2 separate regions of the Homo sapiens genome follow, and region 2 is linked to region 1. Evidence: chromatin loops called from intact Hi-C (ENCODE). Cell type or tissue: mammary epithelial cell. All regions are shown on one strand. Each heading gives the region's core, and the rest is flanking DNA. Links, peaks and the distances in the headings are about the cores only.

What was found. Peaks named below come from ENCODE experiments on the same cell type or tissue, not always from the same donor. Only the 100,000 strongest peaks of a DNase experiment are listed, where the experiment ranks them.
Region 2: it touches region 1 in a loop (8-fold over the local background); 2 of 110 quality-filtered maps call a loop at or near these places.

The regions. Positions count from the first base shown.
Region 1 is chr19:45,055,989-45,062,313 of GRCh38, reverse strand. It overlaps CLASRP (CLK4 associating serine/arginine rich protein), which reads right to left. Exons shown (of 21, transcript NM_007056.3): 6 at 5,780-5,864; 7 at 4,416-4,564; 8 at 2,950-3,046; 9 at 1,847-1,925; 10 at 1,687-1,760; 11 at 119-160. Among named protein-coding and RNA genes, the nearest start is that of ZNF296, 17 kb to the left of the region's middle. RefSeq lists an enhancer at 4,971-5,040. In mammary epithelial cell, for the core only: a CTCF peak has its summit at 2,665 (motif pointing right); a DNase peak (open chromatin) is centred at 2,653.
Region 2 is chr19:44,585,411-44,591,735 of GRCh38, reverse strand. No RefSeq gene overlaps it. Among named protein-coding and RNA genes, the nearest start is that of IGSF23, 25 kb to the left of the region's middle. RefSeq lists an enhancer at 1,786-2,285. In mammary epithelial cell, for the core only: a CTCF peak has its summit at 3,308; DNase peaks (open chromatin) are centred at 3,155 and 3,695; H3K27ac peaks cover 1,725 bases.

The sequences.
Region 1 (6,325 bases), core at 741-5,740:
TGCAGTCTGTGATCTTGGGGTGGCCTAGCAGGGTGAACCTCCCATCCCCTCCTCAGCACCCCTGTCCCCATCAGGAGGCTCCCTGTCTGCTATTCCCTGGTCCTCCAGAGCAACTTACCGCTTATAGGGGTCATAGGTGGGGCTGTCTCGGCGGGCATAGCTACAGAGAAAAGAATGGGGTGGGACAAATTAGGGCTTAAGATCTCAGCAGTCATGAATTTGGGATAAGCCCGCCAACCTGAGGACCCAAAGCTAGGTACCTGGCACAGTGAGGGGGCTGCTGACCAGGTTGGGGGCCTCCCCTTAATTCCTCCACCCACCCCCACCTCAGATCTGTCCAAAGCATGAACTTAAGCCCCACCCTACAATGTCCTAGACCCATCATGACTCTGAGGAACTTGGACTTCAGCAGCTCTGGTTCTGCTTGGCCTCCTGACCCTAGAATGAAAGCATCCCTCCTCCCAATCCTTGTCTCTGGCTCTCACTGGGTCCGGGCTTACTAATGATGATGATGATGATGATGATGATAAGATTAAAATAGGCTGGGTGCGGTGGCTCACGCCTGTAATCCCAGCACTCTGGGAGGCTGAGGTGGGAGGATCACTTGAACCCAGGAGTTTGAGACCAGCCTGGGCAACACCGCAAAACCCCATCTCTACTAAGTATTTTTTATTTTAATTAGCTGGGCGTGGTGACGCATACCAGTAATCTCAGCTACTAAGGAGACTGAGGTAGGAGGATCGCCTAAGCCTAGGAATTTGAGGCTGCAGTGAGTCGTGATTACACCACTGCACTCCAGCCTGGGTGACAGAATAAGACCCTGTCTCTGGGGGAAGAAAAAAAAAAGAGAGACTATCACAGCTGAGGAAACTGAGGCCCAGAGAGGTGAAGTCACTTGTCCAGCATTACGTAGCTCATAAAGGAGGAAACTGGGATCCAAACCCAGGCCCTATGGCCACCCAGCCTGGGCGTTCCTGCACTACCCTCTGTGTGCCTCTGTGCCACCGCTGACAGCAATGACGATTGGTGCTATTCTTTAAGGAATGTTTCCGATACCAACCGCTGAACCTACAAGTTGTTTAAGCCTTACAGGAACTCTCAGTCACTCTCCTTTAAGAGATGTGGCAAAAAGAGGCATGGGTTTGCACAGGGCCTCTCCTCAAGGCCTCCTGACCCAGGCTGGGCTTTCCTCTCCAAGCCAGCCTGCCTCATCCAAACCTGTCCCAAGACCTCCCTGTGGGGACTGCCCAGCCCTCTCTCCAGGTAGGTGATAATGCCTTGTTTTCCAAAGGAAAAAATTGAAGCTCAGAGAGTTCGGGAAGTCACTTGTCCAAACTCCGACACAGGAAGAAGCCAAGCAGCAGAACTGGGTGAGAGTCCAGGGCAAAGCCTGTGCCCTCTCTGCCGCCTTGGTGAGAGCCTTATGCCGCCTGTGCATGGGCTCCTGGGAGTCTGGCAAGGGCCCCCAGTCCAGTAGGGTGAGGGGAGGGGCTGGCAAGGAAAGGAGTCCACATGGCCCTCAAGGCCGTTCCTACCTCTAAACCTTCACGATGGCCATGCATCGCCCCACTAGAAAGACTCCTTTCTCAAGTCAAATGCCTGCCTCCAAAGAGCTTTCTCAGGCCCTAAGCCCCTGCTCTCCTCCCCCAGATGCCAGCAGGGTGGGGGTTCAGGGAGAAGCCCTACCTGGGTGGGCTGATCTTGCGACCCCTCAGCCGCTTCTCCCGAAACTCTCTCCGCTGGCGTCGAGAGCGGCGTCCCTGGAGTAGGGTGGGTGCCAGGTTGGTGAGGGGGTGCCCTCCCTGTGACACACCCCTGTCCCCTTCCACTCCAGCCCAGACCTCACCGAGTACATGGCCTTCTCCTCCTCAAGAGCCTTGGCATGCTTGATGGCCTCTGCCTCCTCCTTGTCTTTCCGGAGCATCCTATAGAGGTGGGTGAGAATTAGGGTGGAGGATGGGGCAGGCCACAGGGTAAGGAGGACACAGACTGAGTCATCAGAGAAAGTGAGGGACCTGAGTCACCCCACGCCAGCCTGAGGTATCTTTCATTCAATGCCACTTATCAAGCACCCTCTGTGTGCCAGGTGCTATCTTAGGTATCAAGAACTGAGCACTGAAAAAAAAAAACAGAAATCCTCACCTGCACGGGCTTACATTCTAGGGGAGAAGATAATGAGCAAGGGAATAAAATGTGTGGTCCATTAGATGGTAGAGCAAAGGCAGAGGAAGCTGCAGTTTTCAAGAGGGAGCTCAGGGAAGCCACACAAAACAGGGTATCTAGAGAAAAACCTGGGGGAGCAAGCTGCAGACGTCCAAAGCGAACAGCAGACAGAGTGGCCCAGGGGCTGGCCCAGGCCTCTGCACTTGAGGAGCAAGGAGACTGTGCAGGCTGGGCAGCGGGGGATGGTGGCGGTTGAGAGGACCAGATGGGTAAGACCTTTCGGCCATGGTGAGGACACTGGATGTTCCTGAGGGAGGTGGGAGCCACAAAGGGCTCTGGGCAGAGGGTGCCATGCTCAGGCTCCGTTTCTGGTTCACTGCCCAGTGAGCTGGGACCATTCTGTGTGGTCTTGTGAGCTCAGCAGGGGGTGTGGCTCAGGGTAGAGGTACAACCAGCAACTGCCAGGATAAATAACCAGGGAATGAAGCCTCTCCACTAGAGGGCGCTGTCCCCCAGCCTAGGAATCCCCAGAGCTTCGAAGAGTCAGATTCGCCCCAGGTCGCACTAAGTAGGGCAGGCTGGGTGACTTGGGTGCAGCCTGTTTCTGCACAGATGAAGTGGGGCCACGACCACCATAGGCTCAGGGACCTGCATGTGTAAAGTCCTGGGCCCAGGGCCAGGCACACAAATGCTCACAAACAGGATGGCTGTCAATACCGGGAGTAATAGTGAGATGCCAGGGTGGGGCCCACAGAATGGGTAGGGGTGTCAGCAGGCAGGCCTCACCTGACGAAGTCACCGTCGGCCATGCCATAAGTCGTGGCCTGTTTGTTGAGATCTGCCACCTGCTCCTGGTTCAATTCATCCACGTCCACCTCCACGTCTGCACCAAGAGAAAGGCTGTCAGGAGCCACGGCCGAGCGAGAGGACAGGGGAGAAGGGGCAGTGCTCCAGGAGGCGGGGATGATGGGGCGCCCGCCAGACTGAGGGATTCTTCAGGAAGGGATGGCATCAAGTCTGGCTCATCTTGGCATGCCCTAGGCTGGCACTGGGCTTGCCAGAGGTGAGCACAACACACAGTGGACAGAGGCAGCTCGGGGACAGGGCTTGAAGGGGCAGATGAACGGAGGGAGGGAAAGAGAAGGGAGAGATGGACGGATGGGTGCAGGGATGGATGAAGGGATGCAGGGATGGATGGATGGATGAATGGAATGGAGGCAAGGAAGGAAGGAGGGATGGGTGGATGGAGGGAGGGAGGAATGGATGAGTGAGGCGTGTGGTGGGGTTGACGTGAGAGGGAGGACTGAACAGGGGCGGAAAGATGGCGGCTGGAGATCACGGTGGGTGGCAGGCAGGGTGTGGGTCACAGGTGTTTGGAAGCAGGGCGTGTGATAAGCCAGAGGAAGGAGGGCTGGGCGGAGGTCAATGTGTGGCTCCACAGAGTGTGAATAAAGAGCCAGCTACTGGGCTGAGCGCGGTGGCTCACGTCTGTAATCCCAGCACTTTGGGAGGCCGAGGCAAGTGGATCACGAGGTCAGGAGTTCAAGACCAGCCTGACCAATATGGTGAAACCCCCGTCTCTACTAAAAGTACAAAAATTAGCTGGGCGTGGTGGCGTGTGCCTTTAGTCTCAGCTACTTGGGAAGCTGAGGCAGGAGAATCACTTGAACCCAGGAGGTGGAGGTTGCAGTGAGCCAAGATCATGCCACTGCACTCCAGCCCGGTAACAGAGCAAGACTCCATCTCAAAAATAAATAAATAAATAAATAAAAAGAGCCAGTTGCTGGAGTAAGAACCAGGATGAGAAAAACAGAGAGACTTGGGGGTGGTTTGATCAGTGGGAATCCAGAGGGGAGGTGAATGGCAGAGAGGAGGGTGAACAGATGCCTGGCGGATGGGGGCTGACTCTGTAAGAGGATGAACACTTGTTTTCCAGAGGAGGGAAGAGAGCAGGAGAGAGGGGCAAAGGCAGAGAGAGGCCGGCCCAAGTGGAGGAGAATGGAGCCAACACCTAGGAGGGGAAAAGATCATAGAAATAGCACCCTAGAAATGAGAGATGAGTGAGGCAGAGGAAGGCCGGAACGGAGGAGGACAGGAGTGAGACAGGGGCAGCAGGAGGCTGGTGTGCCCTGGGGCGGGGTAGGGAGAGAGACACGGTTCGTAAGCACGGGGTGCCCCACAGAGGGTGAGGGACGAGACACAGAAACGATGCCCAGGGACTGCAGGTGGGGAGGGCAGAGAGGGGACCCCACCGATGTCGGGGATGACCTCATCTTCGTCCGAGTTGCTCTCCTCCTCGGCCGCTGACTCCTCCTCCTCTGGCTTTTCTGCCGCCTTCTCTACCTCGGCCACCGTGCTGTCCTCGTAGGTATAACCGATGGAAGCCTTCTTCTCTGCCAGCCTGAGAAAGGGGAGCTGGTAAGCCAGGGCCGTGCCCAGTGGAGATGAGGGCCCCAGGCTAGCCCCACACACCAGTCTCGAGTGCCACGGCCCCCTCCCCTCAGGCTCTCCCTCAGCCTAGGACCCTCTGCTCCTGCCCACACCCAGCTCCTCCCTCTTCCTCCACATCTGAGCTCTAGGGCCCCACCTGCCAAGAAGTCCTTGACTGGTACCCTAGGGTGGGTCAGCACTGTCCTGAGCTCCCCAGCCCTGCCTTTGTTGGGTCATCTCTGTTGGGGAAGGTCTGTCTCCCGCCTAGACCATGAGTCCCACAAGGGCACAGCCCAGAGTCCTCCTGAGCAGCCAGGTGCCCCAGCTTTGCCCTGAACAGAGCAGGGCCTGAGCAGGATCCTGAGGCTGGGGCCGTGGACGAGGGCTGAAGTCTCCAAGAAGCTCCCAGTACAGTCCCATGGGACCCCTCCCAGTGGAGGAAGGCGGCAAGCAGTCAGGGGTAGCAGGAGGGAAGGTGTCACTGAGGGAGCTGCCCAGCCCCGAGCCAGGGCTCCAGGCTACCGTGCACCAGGGCAACAGCAGCTGGCCTGGAGGAGAGCTAAGCCCTGCAGAGGGAATAGCGTGTGTGAGGGCGGGAGGCCTGCACTCATCAGACTGAGGTGGAGAAGAGAGAAGTGAGACTGCTCGGCCACTGCTCCTCAGAGGCAGCTGCTCCAGGATAAGGCCCGGGTCTCCCCAGCTACTCCTTGAGGGACGCGGCTTTAAGAAGCCTCTCTCCAGAGTGACATCAGCTAGGGCTGACTGCAAGCTCACTACATGGCAGGTGCTGGAATAGGTACTTCACAAGCCCCATCTCCTGCATGCCTCCCAACTCCAGGCAGTAGGGCCTCCTGCCAGCCCCATTTTACAGGGAAGCACAGCAAGGCTCAGACAATTCCCACTCAGGGCCTCACAGCCAGGACTCAAACCCAGGGCTGTCTCACCACAGGGCCTGCACCTCCCACCACTTCCCAAGCTGAAAATGTAACGCAGAGCCCTCGGCAAGCCGGGGCCCCCTGACAGGGCTTCTTCCTCTACACAGTTATTAATTGAGCACTGACTGTGTGCTGAACACCATCCTTGGTTTCGGGGAGACCCTGGTGGACAGGATGGAAGAGGCCATGCCTGGCTGGGGCTCCCAGCCCTCCTGCCTCCTCAACCCCCTGCACCCCAGACCCCGACTCACTTCTTCTTCTCATCTTCGCTGGGTCTCTGGAGGCCTCCGTACAACTCATCAATGTAGATCTGGTACAGGCACTGCTCCTCTGAGACTGCAGCAAACAAGAGACCCCAGGTCAGAGTGGGTTGGGGACACTAGGAATTCAGTGGGGGAACACAAGGGTGCGGTGGGGCAGGAAGACAGGTGCAACCCCAGTGCACCTTGGGGGGCAGTCACCACTTCCAGATAATCAAACTATGTCTGGTGGGACACAAGCAACTGCAGCAGAGCCTTGGACACACGACCTTGGTCAAGGGACTTAACACATCTGTGCCTCAGTTTCCTTTTCCGTAAAATGGGACCACGGGCAGAGTGAGTGCCTGGCCTGGTACTTGGGCACTCTACCACCATTCTCACTGTTTCTGGAGGCCTCTGGCTGGACCCTTCAGAACCATAACCTGCTCCTGAGTGCCACACGCCATTCTGACTGCACAGGTCACTCCACTGCATGCCTCTCTGTGGCTCATTTTAAGTTAGGTGTGGGCTGGGATGACCTGGGCTCTCCTGCACCCC
Region 2 (6,325 bases), core at 672-5,671, 470 kb after region 1:
GACAATTAGTCTCTGGAGCTCCCCACCGAGCACCTTGTGACCCCCACCCCTGCCCGCAAGAGAACAATCCCCTTTAACTATAATTTTCCACTATGTACCCAAATCCTATAAACATGCCCCACCCCTATCTCCCTTTACTGACTCCTTTTTTGGATTCAGTCTGCCTGCACCCAGCTGATTAAAAAGCTTTATTGCTCACACAAAGCCTGTTTGGTGGTCACTTCACATGGACGTGCATGACAGTGCAGAACATGCAGGTTTGTTACATAGGTATACATGTGCCATGGTGATTTGCTGTACCTATCAACCCGTCATCTAGGTTTTAAGCCCCGCATACATTAGGTATTTGTCCTAATGCTCTCCCCGCCATCCCCCCACCTCCTGACAGGTCCGAGTATGTGATGTTCCCCTCCCAGGTAGCCCTTTTCTATTGGTGCAGCTGCTGGCTCTCCCCCATGCAAGCTTCTAGCTTCCTTATTTATGTTTGCAGCCCGATTTTTCAGGCTGCTCTTTGTTAGGAAAAATGATTTCTTGGGCTACTTTTTGTTAGAAGGGAAGTTCTGCTGAGAGCTCTTTTGCCCTCACTATCTGCCTAAATAATTTCTGTCTCCTGTGTTAGTTGCTCTGGTCTGAACACCTCTGGCAATTCTGTAACATAGAGTCATCTTTCCAGGAGACTCTCTCCCTTGCTGGCTTTGAGGAAACAAGTGGTCATGTTGGGAGGCCCATGTGGGCAAAATCCAGCAAGAAATGGAGATCCTCAGTCCTACAACCAGTTAGCAATTGAATGCTGCCAATGTAGCAGAACAAGCTACAGACAAAACCCCTCAGACACTGACTTAAAGAAGGAAGGGCTTTATTCAGCCAGTAGCTTTGGCAAGACTCACGTCTCCAAAAACTGAGCTCCCCTAATGAGCAATTCCTGTCCCTTTTAAGGGCTTACAACTCCAAGGAGGTCCGTGTGAGAGAGTTGTGATCGATTGAGTAAGCAGGGGGTATGTGACTGGGGGCTGCATGTACCGGTAATCAGAACAGAACAGAACAGGACAGGGATTTTCACAATGCTTTTCCATACAATGTCTGGAATCTGTAGATAACATAACTGGTTAGGTCAGGGGTCGATCTTTAACTACCAGGCCCAGGGTGTGGTGCCGGGCTGTCTGCCTGTGGATTTCATTTCTGCCTTTTAGTTTTTACTTCTTCTTTCTTTGGAGGGAGAAATTGGACATAAGACAATATGAAGGGTGGTCTACTCCCTTACCAACGCCCTGGTTTCCAAGCAGATCCTTCCCGAGTTGAGCCTCAGATGAGACAGCAACTCTGGCTGACATTTGGTTGCAGCTGCAAACCAAAAAGTATCTAAGACAGGTCTCAATCAATTTAGAATTTTATTTTGCCATGGTTAAGGATCATGATCCATGACACAGCCTCAGGAAGTCTTGAGAACACGTGCCCAGGTGGTTGGGTTATAGCTTAGTTTTATACATTTTAGGGAGACAGAAATTATAGGCAAAGACATAAATTGATACATGTAAGGTATACATTGGTTTAGCTCAGAAAGGCAGGACATCTTGAAGCCGCAGAGGGGGCTTCCAGGTCCCAGGTGGATTTAAAGATTTTCTAATTGTTGCTTATAACATAATATCTGAAACTGTGTAATTTATAAAGAAAAGGAACTTATTTCTTACAGTCATGGAAGCTGAGAAGTCCAAGGTTAAGGGGCCACATCTCGTGAGAGCCTTCTTGCTGGTGTGGACTCTCTGCAGTCTATAGAGTGCAGGGCATCACATGACAAGGGGCCATGCTAGCTCAGGTCTCTCTTCCTCTTCTTATAGGCTACTAATGCCACTCTCATAATAACCTATTAATTCATTAACCCATTAACCCATGAATGGATTAATCCATTCATCAGAGCAGAACCTGCATGACCCAATCGCCCCCTAAAGGTCCCACCTTTCTATACTGCCACATTGCCTATTAAGTTTCAACATGAATTTTGAAGGAGACAAGCATTTAAACCGTAACAACGTGGTTTCCATATTTGATATGAGAATGATTATTAAAGTTCAGGTCCTCTGTCCTGTTCTCTGTGTCCTCATCTAAAATTTGACACATTGGCCAGGCGTGGTGGCTCATGCCTGTAATCCCAGCACTTTGGGAGGCTGAGGTGGGTGGATCATTTGAGGTCAGGAGTTTGAGACGAGCCTGGCCAACATGGTAAAACCCTGTCTCTACTGAAAATACAAAAAAAATGACCTGGGCATGGTGGTGTGTGCCTGTAATCTCAGCTACTCAGGAGGGTGAGGCATGAGAATTGCTTGAACCCAGGAGGCAGAAGTTGCAGTGAGCTGAGATTGCACCACTGCACTCCAGCCTGGGTGACAGAGTGAGACCCTGCTCCAAAAAATAAATAAAATAAAATAAAATAAAATTTGACACATCACATTAAGTTAATGACAGAGACAAATTTTCTTTTTCCTTTTCCACCAAAGGAAAGCCATATGGAGTCAATTTTAGAAAATACAAACTGAAATATTAGCTATTAGTACTTTTTTTGGTAAAAGTATTGGTGGTGTGTGGGAACATATTATTGATGAGATGTTAGATGCTTGTTTTCTGGGCTCGCATGATAACCTGTGATGAGGACTCTGTGTTTTTGTCCCCAAGATCTGCTCTCTGATATTCAACCTTCTCCATCCTCCTCTGTGTCCCAGAAGGCCACCTGCATTAGTTATTTATTGATGTATGACTAATTACTCCAAAATGTAGTGGCTTAAGACAATAAAACATTTGTTATCTCATAGTCTCTTTGAGTCAAGAATCTGGGCTCAGCTTAGCCAGGTCTTTTCCCTCTGATGCGATCAAGCTACTGGACGGGGGCTGCAGTGTCATTCAAAAGCTCAACTTGGGATGAGGGTATGGGGTGATTGTTCTGCTCCCAAGCTCACTCAGATGGTGTTTGCTACTGGCAGGTAGCTTTCCCCTCAGAAAGTGATTCAAGACAGAGTGAGAGAGAAGTTGAAAATAGAAGCAACAGCCATTTTGTAACCCAATCTGAGAAGTGACAGCCATCACTTTCTGCTGTACTTCATTCATTAGAAATGAGTCACTAGGTACAGCCCACACTCAGGGGGAAGGAATTAGATGAGGGCATGAATATAAAGAAACAGGGATCATTGGTTCTTGCAACTTCTCTCTAGTAAAGGAATTGCAGTAGACTTGCATCATACACACATTTAATTTATGAAATTTTAACTATAGAAACAGGTGGAAATACAGCTCTAATTTGAGGCAGCAGCTCCATCTATGGCTCAATGGTGAAGCTGTATTTTGCAGATTTGTCCTGTTGGGTACTGAGCATCTCTGTACACACTGTAAGTATGCATACAGCTACTGCTGTACAACATTTTATGTATAAAACCACATTCACTGCATGCATAGGGGATTTAAGACATATTCAAGGTGAAACCGAGCTAACCTCAATGTTCACCTTCACTCCTAAACCTAAAGAATGCTTTCACTTGATTCAGAATTCTGGGTTGACAGTTGTTTTCCTTTCAGCACTTAAAAAATGTGCCACCAAGATACAGGTCATAAAGACTTTGCTGATGAAACAGGATGTGGTAAAGAAGCCAGCCAAACCCACCAAAACCAAGATGGCGACAAAAGTGACCTCTGGTCATGCTCATTGCTCCTTATGTGCTAATTATAATACATTAGCATGCTAAAAGATATGCCCACAAGCACCATGACAGTTTAGAAATGCCATGGCAACATCTAGCACTTACCTTATATGGTCTAAAAAGGGGAGGAACCCTCAGTTCCAGGAATTGCCCACCCCTTTCCAGGAAAATTCATGAATAATCCACCCTTTGTTTGGCATATAATCAAGAAGTAACTGTAAGTGTACTCAGTTGAGCAGCCCATGCCATTGCTCTGCCTATAGAGTAGCCATTCTTTTATTCCTTTTCTCTCTTTCTTTCTCTTTCTTCTTTCTCTTTCTTTCTTTTCTTTCTTTCTTTCTCTCTCTCCTTCCTTCCCTCCTTCCTTCCTTCCTTTCTTTCTTTCTCTCTCTCTCTCTTCCTCTTTCTTCTTTCTCTTTCTTTTCTTTCTTTCTCTCTCTCTCCTTCCTTCCCTCCTTCCTTCCTTCCTTCCTTCCTTCCTTTCTTTCTTTCTTTCTTTCTTTCTTTCTTTCTTTCTTTCTTTCTTTCTTTCTCTTTCTCTCTCTTTCTTCGTTTCTCTCTTTCTTTCTTTCTTTTCTTTTTTCCTTTCTTCCTCTCTTTCTTTCTTCTTTCTTTTTTGAGACAGTCTTGCTCTGTGGCCCAGGCTGGAGTACAGTGGCAAATCTTGACTCGCTGCAACCTCTGCCTCCTGATTCTCATGCCTTAGCCTCCCAAGTGTCTGGGATTACAGGCATGCACCACCATGCTCAGCTAATTTTTGTATTTTTTGTAGAGACAAGGTTTCCCCATGTTACCCAGGCTGCTCTCAAACTCCTGGCCTCAAGCCTTGGCCTCCCAAAGTGCTGGGATTACAAGCGTGAGCCACTGCCTTGGCCTCCCAAAGTGCTGGGATTACAGGCATGAGCCACTGCACCTGGCCTATTCCTTTTCTTTCTTAATAAATTTGCTTTCACTTAAAAAAAAAGTGCCACTTTCTTCTGGCCACTATGGTTCCTGATGAGAAATCTGCCATCATCTGAATTGTTGTTTTGGTATAAGTGATGTGTTTAGTTTTCTCTGGATGCTTTCGAGATTTTTCTTTGTGTTTGATTTTCCACAGTTGGATGATGATATGTCTGGGTGTAAATTTCCTTGGAAAGGATCCCTGACATTGTGTGAAGCATTGTGCATACATCTGCATATTCTGAGGAAGGGCCTGAAGCTTCAGTCCAGGATCACACAACTTTCAATGCATTTTCAAAGGAGTCCAGGACTCCGTGATCATTAGCAACCAGTGGTTTCTATGAAGTTATTGGAGGTGGCTGGAAGGCTTGGGGAGCTTGAGGATAACTGGCAAGATATGATCAACTAGCGCATCTGAAAGGGGTTTAAACTTCCCTGAAATTATTTGGCCACTTGTGTGGTTCAGTCTATTTGACTGGAATTTCCCTGGGTGAGGGGAGCTGAGGAGTTAAAGGTTGTAGGGACTGTGGAGGACCTTGGTGACTCCAAGGAGGCTTTTAGGATCCTTATTCTCTTAATACTCTATATCTGCCCTTCACTCATATAAATACCCATGGGAAGTGAAAACATGTGCTGGCCATACAGACACAGTTTCTGGAGAAGTCCAGGCTTCTCTTCCAGCCCTGTTGCTGCCCCAGAGATTCTGATGCCCCCACAGGGAGGGTCCAGGGAGGAGATTCTCCCCCATCATGGGAGAGGGGTGCGGCCATGTGGGGTTCCCAGGAGCCCAGCTTGAGTGCCAATACCCATCAAGAGGCTGGGCTCCATCATTCAAGAACTCCGTGGGTTGGAAGACAATGCTCAGACTTGATATAAGGAGATGCAAAATATGGACCAGAGGCAGCCCAGCCAGGGGCTCCTCAGCTAGAATGGAGTTGGTCTGGTCTCCCTTGCACATTGGGGTTTTATGGCAAAAAGACTGGGCATGTCCAACTGGCTTGTCTGCTATAAAAATCCAGAATGAGATTACAGGTTTAAATCACAGCATGTTTTTCCAACCAGTCTGGTTCTTAGTCACCCACCATCCCCGACTGGGCTGAGGAAAAGATGAGGTAGGAGATAGGTTGGCAGGACTTATTTCTCAGTCCTGAAGGGACAGAATGAAAAAACTGGCAGGAACCAGCAGATGGCAACAAAAGCAATCCTTAGCTGCCCTCATTGTGCATTAGCACAAGACATTCTCACCAGAGCCATGACAGTTTACAAATGTGTGGAAATCACCCGGAATTTACCACCATTTTCCTAGAAAATTCTAAATGACCCACCTCTCGATTTGCATTGACCTACCCCTTAATTTGCATGTAAGTGAAAGTTGGTATAAGTGGGTATAAATACAGTTGGCAACAGTCCCTACCTTGCCTGCTCTGAGCACATTACCTATGAGATAGCCCTGCTCTGCAAGGAGCAGTACTGTGCAATAAAAGATTGCTGTCTAACGCCACCAGCTCACCCTTGAATTCTTTCCTGGGCAAAGGCAAGAACCCTCCTGGACTAAGCCCCAATTTTGAGACTTGCCGGTTCTCCAGCAGAGAGGGTGCCCCTCTAATGAGGATGCATGTGTGGCTTTGCTGAGTGGTAAGTGCACTGCCCTCATCCTCAGGAGACTTGTTGAAGGTGGAGAGGCCCTTCTGTGTGACCCT